Regions from separate parts of the Mus musculus genome. Here region 2 is linked to region 1. The links are chromatin loops, found by intact Hi-C in ENCODE. Cell type or tissue: heart. All regions are shown on one strand.

What was found. Hi-C counts contacts between places; a loop is a spot of excess contacts. Peaks named below come from ENCODE experiments on the same cell type or tissue, not always from the same donor. Only the 100,000 strongest peaks of a DNase experiment are listed, where the experiment ranks them.
Region 2: it touches region 1 in a loop (2.0-fold over the local background); 2 of 42 quality-filtered maps call a loop at or near these places.

The regions. Positions count from the first base shown.
Region 1 is chr2:103,070,305-103,078,304 of GRCm38, reverse strand. Pdhx (pyruvate dehydrogenase complex, component X) reads left to right here and starts at 4,792. Exons shown (of 11, transcript NM_175094.5): 1 at 4,792-5,015. The coding sequence starts at 4,856. Apip (APAF1 interacting protein) reads right to left here and starts at 4,630. Exons shown (of 7, transcript NM_019735.4): 1 at 4,464-4,630. The coding sequence starts at 4,517. In heart, a CTCF peak has its summit at 3,881; a DNase peak (open chromatin) is centred at 4,684; H3K4me3 peaks cover 2,624 bases; H3K27ac peaks cover 1,571 bases.
Region 2 is chr2:103,023,751-103,031,750 of GRCm38, reverse strand. It overlaps Pdhx (pyruvate dehydrogenase complex, component X), which reads left to right. Exons shown (of 11, transcript NM_175094.5): 8 at 1,415-1,473; 9 at 3,317-3,475; 10 at 7,522-7,586. Among named protein-coding and RNA genes, the nearest start is that of Pdhx, 46 kb to the left of the region's middle. In heart, no CTCF peak of the experiment used is centred here; no DNase peak of the experiment used is centred here.

The DNA.
Region 1 (8,000 bases):
GACTCCAGCAGAAGTGGCTCCTCTATCACTTATTGCAGACGAGGTCATAAGGTGTGCAGTTTCAACATTGGGTCTTGGAAGCCCCCCCCTGCCCTCTCTGAGATCGCTTGTTCTTTTCTGAGCCAAGCCATGCAGAAGGCCACCATGGCATGAGAAGTCATATGGGTGACCCTCCTGATGCAGCCTGTCCTTGAGGTGACAATTGCTTTGGCAACAGCCTGAGTGTTGCCTCATGAGCCCCTGAGCCATAACTCAGCTCAGCTGCTCTGAGCTTCCTAATCCTCACATCTATGGGACGGGCAGTGCTGTTTTCAGCTGCTAAGTTATGGGGTGATTTGCTGTGTATCAGTAAGTAACTAAGTTATGCCTTTCTTCCAGGCAAGAAGATAGTCAAACCCTGCTGGTCAGCTTTTACTCCAGCAAGCTGTGGCCACCCTCCCTCCAGTTCTATGTGACAGCATTTGCTCTTTGCACTTGTCTCCTGGCATTTATCATATGCTTCACTCAGTCACTCAACAAACCGTGAGTTTTGTTAGGCCCCGGGGGGAGAAATATCAGTGCGACACGACCCACTCTGAGGAGCTTGCTGTAGTAAAGATCGTCACAGTTATAGGATGGTAGTGTATAGCAGAAAATGGTTGGGAGTCACAGAAGAAGAAGCTGTAGATTGGGACGGAAGGATGCTTGAACTCCTGAAGGGTGGAGCCAGTGCGCTGTGCAGGTGGAGAGGAAGGTTCAGAAAATGGGATTGTTTACAGATCAGGTTCTGTGCGTGAAGGCAGAGAAGCAGGATATATTTTTAACTTTGGAAGTTTCCATGCCTTCTGAGGATGAACTAACCAGGACGAAATGAGGCTGATGAGCAGAGTTGTAGAGTCCCCAGTAGCATTCTGCTCCTCAGCAGATGCACAAGGAAGGTGGACAGCAGAGCTTTCGCTGGCTGAGGGCTGCGTTAGGAAAGGGTGAAAGTGAGCCTTAACTACTTCAAGTAACATGTTAAAGAACTGTTTTATTTGTGTGTGTGTGTGTATGTATGTGTGTGGGCATGACACCTGTGTGCTCGATCAGAGGACAACTTGAGGGAGTTAGTTTTGTCTTACCATGTGGGTCCTGGGGACAGAACACAGGCTGCCAGGCTTGGCAGTAAGCAATTTTCCCTGCTGAGCCCTCTCACTGCGCCCCCTAAGTAACAAATGCTTTCAAGAATTGTATTTGGAAGCCAGACCAAAGTGGGTTTCACTCGCTTCATTTAGAAGTAGATGAAATTTGCGGGCATAAAATTCTAAAGACTCTTTCAGTAATGTCGTTATGGCAGTGAGTCCTAGATAAGGAAACAGATGGAAAAATTGTCTAGTAGAAACAATCTCCTATTGCATGTAGTAGTAGTAGTCATCTTTCTGACACTATAACAAAATACCTGAGATAATTAACATAAGGCAAGGTTTGCTTGGGCTTACATACAGTTTTATAGGTCCCAGCCCACGATCAGGTGGGTCTCTTAGTTTTAAGCCTTTGGTGGGGTGCAGAGTGTTAATGGTAAAGGGGACATGGTGGCACCCATGGCTCACCTAATGGCCACGAAGCAAAAGATAAAGAAGGTACATAGGGTGTTCCCTGCCTTCTGGGGTCACATGCCCGATGACATAAGACTCTCTCGATTGTCCCCATCGTGTACAGGAGCTTCTACTTCCAAATGGTACGAAAACTGGGTGAAAAGCCTTTATCATATAGGACTTTGCGGATACTCATATCCAAATGATAGCCTATGCTATGAGGCAGACTTAGAAGACAAGAAGAGATGGAAGACATAGGAGAGCTACAGCCTAATAAATAGGTTCTCTTCTGCTAGGAAACAGAAACTGAGATCAGGAAAACAGAAAGGTAATAGCCTAAACAAGAGGAAGAACAAAGTATGTATGCATGTCTGAATGCCAGTAAGTATGATCTATCAACAACAGGAATTGCCAAGTGCTTGTTGTGGGTCAGGCACTACTGTTAAAGCTGTATGGACAACTTTACCTTATACCAGCCCTATCATACCAAAAGATTAACTTGTCTACCTGATAACTGACAGCAGGGCCAGGATTTGAACCCAGGCAATACGGCTATAAACCCCTACTCTTTTACTTTGAAATTATACTGTAGATGGAAAGAGTATTGAAGCTGCCTCTGCCTCCAGGTCCTAGTTGCTGGCAGATGCCCTGCAGTGACTGCTATAGTGAAATGACAAGCAGGCTGCTGTGATTCTATAGTCATAAAGGCACAAATGTTTTCCCTTTCCTCAGTCCAGGGACCCAGAGGCAAACTGACTACAAACACCTACGACTCATGAACTACATGGGCCTCCTATCTGTGTTTCTCAGAAACCTGCAAGAGGGGGAAGAATCCTGCTGTGTCTTCTGGAACTTACCTTTGTTCAAAATCCTTGCTGTGCTCTGTGTGTTGTTAATAACTTAATACTAATCTCTAACACATAGGGCAAACTGAGTCAGACCGAACCAAATCGAACTTTCGTCACTATAAATAGAACGCCATGATACATGAGGCAAAATTAAAAAAAATCAAAAGCCAGCAAACAAGCAAGCCTTCCCGGGTTTTCCCCCAAGGCATGGTTTTCTAAGGAACAAGAGACATGTTCTTGTAAGTTATACAATACCATATACCATATACCATATACCATATACCATATACCATAGCGCTCTGCTCAATAAACACTGGGTGCACTAAGACCGTATTTCTTACATTAAGAAAAGGCTAATATCAAACGGTTCAAACTGATATCTTGTGGACTGTGCTGGGTTGTTTTGTTCACTGTTGGGGAAGCCTTCCAATCAGGTAACACATAGTTAAGTCTTAAAGGATACATATACGTTAACAAAAAAAAAAAAAGTAGTAAGGGGTTCACGTTGGCTAGTTTTATGTCAACTGGGCACAAGCTGTGGTCATCTGAGAGGCAGAAACTTCGGTTGAAAAAAAATGCCTCCATGAGATGGGCTGAAGGCATGCCTATAGAGGAGTTTCACAGTGATTGATGAGGGAGGACTCTGCTCGTTGTAAGTGGTGCCACCCTGAACTGGTGGTCCTGAGTTCAGGCTGAGCAAGCCAGAGGGAGCAAGCCAGTAAGCAGCACCCCTCTATGCATCTGTATCAGTTCCTGCCTCCAGGTTCCTGCTCGCCTGTACTCCTGTCCGGACTTCCTTCTATGATGAGCAGTGAAGTAGAAGTAGAAGCAACATAAACCCTTTCCTCCCCAAGTTGCTTTCTTTGGTCATGGTGTTTCACCACAGCAATAGTGACCCCCCACCCCCCAACACAGACCAAAGTCGTTTATTTGATCTGCACAACACTTAGAACTCAAGCCAACATTTTTGAATCAGGAAATTTCACACAGAATATGACTTTCTAAGTGTCCCTCAAAAAAGCAGAATTTGACACTGCGTCTATACCTCCAAACAGCAAGAAGAGGCTAGAGACATGTAATGAGATCTCTAGTTGAGGTATATGGTGGTCCTAGAGTTTTCTTTGTGGTTTCCTCAAAATATGGGCCAATCTAAAATGCTAGGTATTCAAAAGTCTTTGACAAATCACCATCTGAAACCACCCACTTCTCCTTCTATACTTGAAAAACATCTTCAGCTTCTTTTTTGTATGTGGCTATTTTCTGTCTTGATAAATTCAATCACAGCTCTTGAATCACAGGTTATTTTGCTGATCTGGCACAACACTTAGTATGAAAAAAAAATCTGTATTTCTATGATGACCGTCACCAAGATTTACTAATAAGGGATGACAAACATGTCTGCTATCAATGCACCTTGATTCTGATACATTGCTTCTACTTTCCTCGTTCTCCATATATAGGGATGGCCACCAGGGACCTGTGTCCTATATGCAAAATCTCCCTTTCAGTCGTGCCTAATTTCAAGGTTTATAAAGAATTTGTGAAAAGCCACTTATTCCAAGACAATAATAGTTCAGATGCTCTGCATTAAATATTTCCTGTTTTATTTTAAATTGAGACCCCTTGGCTAGACGAAAGGTTAGTAAAGATATAATTTTGTGGACTTCCCCTGAGTCTTCTGCAGGGCTTATCAGTTAGTATCGAAGCTGTTTATTCTTCTAGTTCGCTAGTTCACCATTTTCTTAGCACTAGAAGGCATTTCATAAGCCTGCGTCCTGTTTAACTGAAAGAAAACCCATGTTGCCCCAGGGCCCATTTTCCTTAAAGAAGAATCATTTCCAAGAGCTCCCACCTCATAACGTCAAGTAAGATAGGCAAGGACAACTGCCCAAAAGAGTGCCCTTTGGGGTGCCTGACAATTCCGGTAGAGCAGTCCTACTAGCACAGAGGGGCCTCTGACTTTCGCGGACTGGGTTAGGAATTAGCCGCCTAGAGCTCCTGGCCGAAGCCCCACCCCGCGGCCCGTGACCCCACCTCGCCTGCTGTAGACCGCCGTCCTTACCTGCGCGCCACACGGCCGCGAGCAACAGTCTCCTTGAGCTTGACAGCCAGACATGGTTCTGACTCTGCTCCGTTATCTGTCCCGCGCTCGTTCCAAGTCTGAGCGGCCGGCAGAACGCTATTAGGCGACAGAGCGGGCAGCCTGGGGGCGGAGCAAGAGTGAGAGGCGGAGTCTGAGGGGGACCTCGTCCCTTTGGAGAATCTGCGGCGGCGCAAACCGGCCGGTGGGCGTGCCCGTGAAGGTTGGAGGCGGTGTTAGAAGGACTAGTCCTCCAGTCCAAGGCGGGGAGCGTGCGCTGTGGGCGGGGCCAGCCCATGCAAGGCGGGGCCTGGACGGGCCTTGAGGCCGCCAATCTAGTTGACTTGCGAGCTTTCCCGGAGAAAGCCGGGAAGATGGCGGCCTCCTGGAGGCTTCACTGTAACCAGCCGCTGCTTCGGTACCTTCTGGGATTTAGCAGCCGTCGAAGCCTGGGACTGGCTCAGGGTGCTGCTGCTTGGCCTGTCGACCGTGGAGCAAGTTGGAGGTGGTTTCACAGTACTCAGCTGCTGCAGGGTGAGTGGCTTGCGCTCGCTCCACTTCTCTCTTTAGCTGAGCAATGGGGCCTGGGTCAGGGGCTTTCTTGATTGGGGACACGGTTTGTGAGGTTAAGTGCGGACTCTTCCTGTTCCTTTCAACCTCCCCCAGAAACGGGCCTGCTGACTTAGCCTATGGCATGCGGCAAAAGAACTGTCTTCAGACTTGGGAGAGCATGGTTCCGTCCTTGGCCTGCCTTCAGGGCTACATGGCTTCTCTGTGACCTTGCTTTAGAATTTGAGAAATTTCGATGTCACCTAGGGAGGGTCTGTTTTAAATCCCTCTATTTTAGACCCTTATCAATCACATGTCAAATTTCTTTAATTTTACCATTCCTCTCTAATGTAATATAGCTGCCCATACATTCAAAGCCACTATTACCCATACTGATTCATTCAAAGGACCTGTCCCTATTGGAAAACTTTAAATCTTACTGCACTTAATGTATGCAGCATACAAGACTTAACTTAGAAAATACAGAATCACAGACATTGCTAGAATGTTTCAAGTAAAATATGTGGCATGAAATTCATACAGCCTATTACATAAAATTGTTCTTAAGCAGTGATATTGAACTCGGAGATATACCCACTGTCCTTCCGTTATTTAACATACAGCATATAAAATGGCAGACCTGGCATTATTCTTCCTTACGTGTATGAATATGGGCTGGGGGTTAGGATGGGGGCACAGAAAACAGTTTTAGAAACCATTAGACATTTAAGTAATCATTCTTACCACCACCTGGTACAGTAGGCCTAGCCCACACTTTCTGAGCTGTCTGAGGCCACAAAACAAAACAAAAAAAAAGAAAAAGAAAAACAATAAAATCCGTGTGCTGAGATTTCTAAAGAGGGGCTAATAGGGACAATTTACCTAAGTCATTTTTGGAGTAATGTTTAATAAATACTTCCTGGATATTGTCTTTAACTGTATAGTATATAATATTTTCTCTGCCTGGTCCTCATTTGTTAAAACTGAACTTGCCTACACTTAGCAGAAACTCTGACTCAGGAATCTGCACCTTATACTGTTGTGAGTTTAATGGAGCACACTTTTGAGACTCCCTGCCTCAAAACATCGAGGAATATGAAAGCTTAGATTGGGAAAAATACCTGTGAAATGGCCTATCCTTGCTTGTGAGGTCTTTTTGAGAGTGTGAATTTCCTAAACTCTGTTTAAAAAGGAAAGAGTGTGTGTTCTTAGACACAAAAAATGAGTAGTTTCCAAGATTTTTCTTAGAGTCAGCTGCTTCTGCCTTTAGAAATTCACATGGATAGTTTTCATCTGCTAAGTCTTGGCATTTTACCTGGACTTATCCTCTACCTCCGGGTAGATACCTTGAACACCTTGTCTGTCGGCATCATTTGTAGGAAGATGGTGCTGAATCCCAAGGCAAACTGAGTAGTTTTATTATCACTACCCACTATCCACTTAAAGTACACATTCATTGTCTTAAAGCTTTTGGGGTCAGAAGTATAAAATGAATCTCACTAGGCTAAAGTCAAGGCGTCTAGCCAGGATTGTCTTCTTTGGAGGTTCTAGTAGGCAATCTGTTTCCTTGTTTTGTTTTGTTTTAGTTTGTTTGTTTGTTTGTTTGTTTTTGCTTTTTTTTTTCCATCCAAAGCCTTCTCAGATTTGTGGGCTCTTAGTTCCTGTCTCTCCTCCAGCTCAGTAACAGCGAGTCTAGTATTGAGCACACTTGTATCTCTCCACACTTCCTCCTACCTCGCTTCCATCGAGAGGATGAAGTCTTGTTGCTATGTTGGGCCCAGCAGGATAATGGATTTTTCCCCATCTCAGGATCAGTTGATAACAACCTCCATCCACGTTCATCTTAATTCTGTCTTGTTCTGTGAGATAGCATATTTGTAGATTTCGGACATTATGACAGAGACCTCCAATAGAGGCATTATGCTACATGTGGAGCCCGAATCTTTCTACCAACTCTTACCAATACGATTTTGTTAAGCTACTTGAATACATTAATTATTTTAGAAAACATGAACTTAGAGGGTTGGCTTTCTTTTTTTTTTTTTTTTTTTCATCCTCGTACTTTAATAAAACTAAGCTGGTTTTTGTATCATCAGAGACTGAATTAGGTGCATTTAGTGAACCCACTTCTCTTTCACATACTTATGTAGGATTTTAAAATCTGTAAATTTGGAAGTACTCTTGTTTTGTTTTCCCTAAAGGGGATTTGTTGGCTGCCTTTGGGAGTTATGGCATGGGCTGTGTGCTTAACACTTCTTAGAATTTTTTATTGAGTTCTAACGATCTAAAACTTCGGTATTATTGCTGTTTATTTGTGTAAAACTACAAAAGTTCAGAAAAGTGAAGCCTTGCAGCTGTGTTTTAAGTGCACTAATCAGTGCTCTGTGTATTTATGCTTAACAAATCCCTTCTTTCAGTTTTTCAACTGAAATGTTTATTGAGAAAGCAGTGTTACTTATCTCTTGCCTGATTTCGTAAAGGAACAAATGTCTATCAGAGAGTGGGCACGTGACAGCCTACTTACAAAGTGTGATCTCCTGACCAAAACACATTCTCAGAATTCTGTCACATGGCCCATTCAGATATACAGTCATATTTAATTCTGTATATGCAATCCTGAATTATTTGACATCTTTTTTTTTTTACAGTATTTATAGACTACTTGTGAGAGATTAACAGTGAAGACAGGTTTTCAGTGGTATATGCAGTGTACCCTAGGAAGTAAGTCCATGATGAGGCAAGATGTGTGCAGAGGAAAAAGTGGCAGTCCTCCAGCCTGAAGGCACAGCAGGGACTCCAGAAGCCACAGTGTTAATCACAGAATGACACAGCATTGGAATTCTCTGTTGTTATGCTTTTAGAAAAGACAAGATTTGGATTATATTTTTTTTTTTTACTATTCTTTTATTTGGGTAGGGATAGGAGTGCCACAGCATGTATTGAAGGTCAGAGGACAACTTGTGGGATTCA
Region 2 (8,000 bases), 47 kb after region 1:
TGTGTCTTACTCCTATATGCTATAGAATGTTTAGTACAATAGGGTTCTCTCTTTAATGTTGATAGAGTTTAAGAGTGAAACTCTTTATGTCTGGGATTTTAATTGATACTTGGGGTTTAGTTGATTGTTTAGTTGGCTGGTTAGCTGATTGGTTGGATGTTCTGGTAAGTTCTGTCTGTGTAGCCCACAGAAACTCATGATCATCCTATCCCTGCTCTCCAGGTGTACATTACCATATTCAGTTTTTAATTATGTATGTGTTAATTACTACTACTAGGACTTGAAATTTCCCATAGTAAGGGATTTTTATTTAAAAAGTACTTGAGATGAAGTGACCTTTGCATACATTAGATTTGAGAGGTCTTGCTTTGGAGGTAGAGAGCATCTTATGTATGCAGCTGAATGTATGGTCCCGAAGCTCTGAGTATGTAAGGTTAGAAATACAATTTTGGAGGTATGGTAACCGTCTTCTAGATGGCATCAGAATCACCAGTCTTCAAGTTCCCGTCTGGGTTGCAGGGACATGGAGAGAGGGGGCCAACAGTAAATGAGTAGACAGGAGAAGAAAACTGGATGAGTCTGGGCAACCAAGAAAGCCAGTGAATGTAAGTGTGGAAAGGAAGAAAGTGAGGAAGGGCAGGGGCCGTCTTCAGGCTGCAGTACGAAGAGAACAGGCTTTTAGGTAAGGTGATGGACTTGAGTGCTGCCAGAGGCTGGCATACGGCTGCTGTGGCACTGAGCTAAAAAGGAGCTCCCATTTAGTGACCCTGTTTTATATTTAAAGGTGCTTGTCTTAAATTCTTTTTGTCATACACTCTGTTAGATAAAGGGGAAATTTAAGCACTCTTTACAAACACAATCATCTATTTGATATATTTACATACTCTACTCTTCTAATATTATCAATGTATTATAAAATGTGCACAGAACAGAGCCATTTGAAAATGAAGAAGACTGACCGGCACACGAGTACAGAGACTGTTTGCCCTTTAGAGCCATGGTAGTTGGGACTTCTATTCAGTCATAGTGGTGCTGTGCTCTCCCAGCTCATGTGCACGCTTGCTGAATGCCTTCACAAAATGCTAATCAGGGCTTAGAAGTGAACGTTCTGATGGACGAATCCTGAAAACTGAATGCAAGGCCTGAGCATGGTAAGCACAGGTTACCTGTAGACTGTACTCCACCCTACAAGTAAACGGTGTGCTCTCCCTTAGCCCCGTGTGTAGCACTTCATGCAATCCATGTTTTGCTAAGCAAGGAAATGTGTTTCACAAAGCAAACAGACTTGTTTTTCATCACTGTGTGCCAGACTTTTCCATACTCTACCAGTTTGATATCACAAGGGCCAGTGTTAAAGTATTACAAATACTGGTTTTAATATTAATAATTAATTAATAACTTATTCTTCTTTCAGATGACATTAAAGTCTCAGTAAATGACTTTATCATCAGAGCAGCAGCTGTTACTCTTAAAGTAAGTGGCCAAACCAAAATAATTGTGGCTTTTAAGTGTCTCTTGGCTTAAAATGTGTATACTTTTGTTGCTAAAATATTGTATTATTTAGTTTAGTTGCTTTACAGGTAAGGAAACTGAGAATCAAAAGAGTTCCCAAAGTAATTGTAGCAGAATGAAGAGCATCTGTACAGTCCACACTGTTTGATCCCTTGTCCTCGGAGAAGGGCCAGCCAGCACTGGAGATGAGGGGTGGTCAGCAGAAGCCCGCATCACCTATACTGCTGCTTCACAGTTACCCAGGGCCTGGTCAAAGTGAATTCTGGCTCTCTTCTCTTTATCTTTATCCATCCACACTTTAAGTAATTAATAGAGGTTTGCAGTTTCCTAGTAAAATAACTGGATCTAGTTGATTTTGGTGCTTTCTCCTTTACTTTGTAGATACTGCTTTGTGCCTGAATTTGCAGTCTTCTCTTCATTTTTAAAACATCTAGCTCCCAGAAAGTTGCTCCTCTCATGCAGTTTCCCAATTATCTAAGCCCAGAGCCTCTGGCTGCTGTGGTTGTCCATGTTGATGTTGCCTGAGATGCTCTAAGCGCCACCTTGCTTGTATCGTTACCAGCTTGTTTTCCCCACTCAGCTATTATATGTTTCTTCCTTTCCTTAGGTCTGCGTGGTTAGAAAACTTGAGTGTGGAATTCATTTTAATAATTCCTTAAAAGGGTTAAGAGTTTGAATATTGTTTTGAATCCAACTTAGATCATTTTCCGTGGGTCTTCATTATGTATTCATTGATTAAATGTCATTCCAAAATAGTCTTCCTTGTTGGGGGTTTGGTGTGTTTTATATATGGGCTTGTACACGTGTGCATGTGCGCGTGCGCGTTTGTGTGCACTCGAACATGCTCCTGCACTCGAGAAGAGGGCTTCAGGCAGCTTCGAGGTGCCTGATGCAGATGCTGGGAATCAAGCATTGATCCTCTACAAGACTAGTGCATGCTTTCAACCTGGCACTCCTCTAGCCCCCTGTTCTTTGTATTGAAGAATTTGGGATCTGTTGAGGATCTTTTAACATTGTGGCATTGTTGTGAATGAACAGTTACAGAGAAATTATAATAATAACTGGCTGATTCTGAGATAAAAGAATAAAATAATCTAGATAGAGTGAAAATGTCACCCTCATAGTGCAGAAGTGACATGAGAGAGGCAAAACAGAATCAGGCTGTGCTTCCCATTGTTAAGTGACGTCCCTGGACTCTTGGTCTTACTCCGCAGAAAGCACAGAATTTCTGAGAAGATGAATTGGCTTTTGGTTTCTGTGTTCAGCCCCAGATTTGCCCTGTGATATTTGGCAACATCAATACACACCATCTAGGCAGTTAGCCATTTTGAATGTTCTTTTTGTTCTTCAGGGTAGTTCTCTCTCTAAGTCTGTACCTGTGTGTGTAATGTCTATCTCCTGTTTGTGATGCTTGGGAAATTGATTTTAAATAGAAGGCTCATTTACTGAGGGCTTGTTAATATGTATTTCAGAGTTGTGCTAACAAAGTTGAGTTTTCATGCCAAAGGAAAGTGGTTGAGTGTCACTACTGTTTTCTGCTACACTGTCCCCTTCAAGTTCCTATTGAAGTTCATGTAGTTCAAAACATGTATACCGTCAGGATTTTCTTAGTCATGCGTACTGCTGAACAGTGTTTGTTCTTCCCAAATATGAACAGTAATCAATGTTCATTTTTTTTCCCAAACCAAAGTTTTATGTATTTCCTTTTCTGTAGCTGTATTCACATCAACAATAGTGTAAGTCATATTTCTCTGACTATGGTCTCAGGCTGCTTCCTTCATAGCATGTCTTTTCCTGCTTACAGCAAATGCCTGGGGTTAATGTCACCTGGGATGGAGAAGGCCCAAAGCAGCTGCCCTCTGTTGACATTTCAGTGGCTGTGGCAACAGATAAAGGTTTAATTACACCAATCATAAAAGATGCAGCCGCTAAGGGCATTCAGGAGATCGCTGACTCTGTAAAGGTATGTGTCCAGAAGACTGCTTTCAAACTGTTAACTGTACTTTCATCTTAGCTCCTGCTTGAGAGCCTGTGCGTGTGTGTGTGTGGGGTGAGGTGTAGGGTGAGGGGGTGATCTCAGGTACTTATTAAGGTTTTCAGTTTTTATCAAGGCACCTGTAAGAATATTTAATGTTTTAAAATTCTAAAATTAATATGCATGTAAATTAGAGGTCAGCTTCATTCATGTTCTGGGCAAAAGCTTAATTTCCAAAGTCCAAAATTCAGTCTTAAAAATTGTCTTAGTTAGAGTTTCTATTTGCTGTGACCAAACACCATGACCTAAAAGCAAGCTGGAGAGGAAAAGGTTTATTTTATTTGGGTTACACTTCCACAGCACTGTTCATCGTTGAAGAAAATAAGAACAGGAGTTCAAACAGGAAAGGATCCTTGAGGCAGAAGATGGTGTAAAGACCGTGGAGGGGTGCTGCTTACTGGCTTGCTTCCCATGGCTTGCTCAACCTGCTTTCTTATAGAAATTAGGACCACCAGCCCAGGGACAGCACCATTCACAATGAGCTGCCCCTCCCCCATCAATAACTGATTAGGAAAATGCCTTACAGCTGGATCTTATAGAGGCATTGTCTGAATTAACCTTAACTCTAGTGTGTATGTCATGCTGACATAAGACTAGCCATCCTGGTGTTATTTCAAGTAGATTTTAAAGTTGTAAATTAAGACCACTGAAAGTAATTAACATTCCCAAAAGTTTCCTGAATCTATTGAAAAGCAATTTTTGAAGTTCCAGTACGAAGGCTTCTGTTGTTGTCACTAGCACATAACCACACTACAAGGTAGGGATGCGTACCAGTCAACTTTGACAGCCACTGTAATTCCCAAGGCCATTTTTTTGGCAGAAGTATCACACTAAAGTCTTTATATTGAAACTTTAATATCTTTAAAGATTAGAATGCAACAGTTTTTCCTTAATTGAAAAGTTGTACTAATTAGGTCAGTTAAAATAATCTGGTTTTTCTGGGATTTAACATAAGTCATTTCTTTTGGCCCACAAGGGATAACAAGCCGGAAAAAACTCTGTATGTACTTTTCCCTGTACATACAGACCTGTGCAGAGCTCAGTTTATGAATCAGGCACATTACAAGTTTAACATAACAATAAAGTAGAACAGTACTACACTGCAGTGTAGTAAAACTGCCAGCATCGTTACTCTTGCCCATTGGAAACATAGTTAAGTACAGTGGGATTAGGTGAGCGTGAGCACTGTGGTGATGCCGGGAGAGTTGATCTGCTGGAGAGAGTTGCTCTGTGTCTATGGGTTGGAAGTGTGTACAGCATGAGAAAGCTGGACCAGGAGGCAGTGCGTCCTCTCATCAGGCTATTCAGAAGAGCATGTAATTTCAAACTTACTATTCATATCTAGAGTTTTCCATTTAATATTGTTAGCCTGGGGTTGACCACAGGGTAACTGAAACACCACAAAGTGAAGCTACAGGTTCAAGGGACAGTTCATGAATTTTATATGTCAAGGATTTTTAGCACCATTGAGAAACATGGGCTTCAGTGTTGCAAAGGTGAAAGGAGACTAAGTGTTGAGGTAACCGTGTTAAAATGTTAGGTGGAAGTCACTGATCTGTAGAGCAAGGGTTTTCTAATCTTGGTGTGCATTAGCTTTTAACTATTACAGGTTTCAGTGGTTCTGAGCAGGTCTTACTGTTGTAACACGGCATCATTAAAATAGCAGTGCTAGCATTCTCTGGACCTTGCATGTGAAAGAACCTTGGTTTAAGAGATGAGGAAGCAGTCCCCGCAGCCTCCTGGAGCCTTTCGGGTTTGTTGAGCACTAGCTCAGGGTCCTGCTGCCCTAGCCCAGACCAGCATGCCACTCTGAGTCTTTGGGGTGCCAGGCATAAACTGGGTTCTGTGTTTAATCTCAGTGGCCATGGTGCATCAGCTGCTTGCTGCTCTTCTTTGGTAGTAAATATACTTACTCCTCTGTACTTTCTCTCTCCAGGAAAGCTAAGCAAGCAATTTCCCCATTTTAGAAGAAAGTCCCTATACAGTGGCCATTTGTTATAATTTGTACACAGAGATTTTATACTGTGTCTTATTCAAATGTGAAATGCTTTGAACAGTGTTTGAACAGAAAAACATTAGAGTGATTTTAATTTTAGAAGTAAAGTCATTTTGTGACTATGTAGACTAATATGTCTATCTCTTAAATGAATGTTTTGTGAACTTGTTAAAGAATTCTTAAGGCATTTGCATAACAGTAACGACAGTGGCTGTAATGAACACGAGCAGGCATCCAATGTATCAGCTGTTTGTTTCTTTGTTTGAAAGAGGTCTGTCTATGTAGTCCTGGATGTCTTAGAATTTAATTTGTAGGCCAGGCTGACCTCAAGCTCACTGAGATCTCCCTACTTCTGCCTCCCAAGTGTTGGGACTAACAGCGTCTACATCACCACCACGATGCTAGCCCTGTGTGTTAGCTTTTGCATTAAGCCAATCATATATATTAGGTCTTTTCAGTCCTCTTTAAAGATACCCTATCAAAGACAAAATAATAATTTCATGGAATTGATAAACTGATAAGGAAAACACTTAAGTAATTTGTGTATGCTTCTGTGCTGCTTAGTGGTAGAGCTCTTGTTCAGCCCTGTCAGCTGGACTCTATAGAGTAGAGCCTGTGCTCTCAACAGCTGAGCATTACAGTTCTCACTGAGTAGTTTGTGGTAGTAGTGAGGTCGTTCCTCTAAATCAGTCATGTTTTCTAAAACATCAAACAAAACCACATATTCCATATTTAAGGAATGAACAGGTGGAGGATAGCTGAAGAGTTAACAGTTAGACCCCACATGTGACAGTGACTTGATTGGGGACAAAGAAGAAAAGGAATGGAGCTATGCAGCTGATGCTCTGGTGGCAGACAGATCTTGTAGGTCAGGATTAAGATGACTGAGGCAAAGTTAAGAACAGTTAACTGAGTTACCAGTCATCCACCAAAGATGCAGTAAAGGCCTTGCAGGATTGTGAGATCTGGCCTTCAGGCAGCCAGTGATCATGCTGTGAGGAGACTAATACTCGGGCTGGCCAGAGAGGAAACAGTTTTGCAGTGGGGCCTGGGTCTTTGCCCAAGATTTATGCTGGCAATGCAGTTTCTCCTGGAGCCTTGCGTGGCTGTCTCCTTCTCAGTGTTTTGTCTCAGTTCCAGCGCTACCTTCACAGGCCTTCGGTATCTCCCATGGCTTATGCGTTTCCCTACCCTGTGTTCTCAGGGTAGCCCTTGTTGCCTCACTCTCAAGTAACTAGTTCATTTCTGTGTCCTTTGTTCTGTCTGATGCTAACTTCCTTGTTCATTGACATGCATCCAATTCTAGGAGTGCTTGGAATGCACTAATTGTTCAGAGAATTTGTATTTTTAGTAAAACTTGCTGGTAAAATCTGTGGACCCCTGGCTAAGTCATTTCTTGACCCTTAGTAATCCCAAATACGTCATTGTTGGGTTAAAGGCAAGTCACAGCCAAAATCAAATCTGCAAAACATTGTCATGACATCATTTATATGTATTTTATAGACAGAGTTACTATATACATTATATATTATATTAATATTACCATATATGTAATTGTATTTATATATAATAGCAAACTCTAGGTCTTCTGTTACATTTATTTCTTCATTTAAAACGCATGGTTATCCTTATAATTGATGAGACACATGCAATACTGTAATTTCTTCAGAACCTACCGGATTGACCTCCTTTAAGCCTCATAGGGAAAAGTATACAGTGTTGTGCAGAAGGCATGGAACCACTGCACAGCACTGGTGTATGGCCAACCAAGGGCTCCAAAGTTTTTCAGGGAACTTTGTAGTGCCTTAACTTCTTAGATCGTCTGTTCTCGAGCTTCCTGTAATTAGTTGGATGACCGTTTACATACCTAGCACCTGCCCTGAGCTTCAGCCGAGGTTGTGCCCTGTACTGTACTTCCAGTGACCCAGTTGACTCTGACATGACTGTGTCGTGTTGCTGTACTCTGTCCTTTCCTCAGGTTCTGTCGAAGAAAGCACGGGATGGGAAATTGATGCCAGAGGAGTACCAAGGAGGATCTTTTAGGTGAGATTTAAATTCTTAATTGTCGAAGCATCAAGCAAGTAGTCCGTGTCAACCTTTTCTCGTGTGTTTGTTGAAGACATTTTTAAGTACAGCCTCAGGATCATACCCCTTCATTTAGATAGCAGGACATGAGAGAGGATTGTTCTTAGTAGTTAGGCCTTCCTAGCACAGCTAAAGGAGCCTATTGGTTTTGAAATGAGCATTCTTTTTATTAGCTTTTAGCTATCCTAAAATGACATCCACATCCTTAAGCTTTATTTTTTATTTATTTATAAATAAATAGCCATTTCCTTTCTTGTGATTATTATTATTACTAGTATTATTATTACTAGTATTTTATTATTATGCTAAATAATCTCTGTTAACATATCCATGTTGGTCTTAATCCCCATAGGGTAGGTATTATGGTCCTTT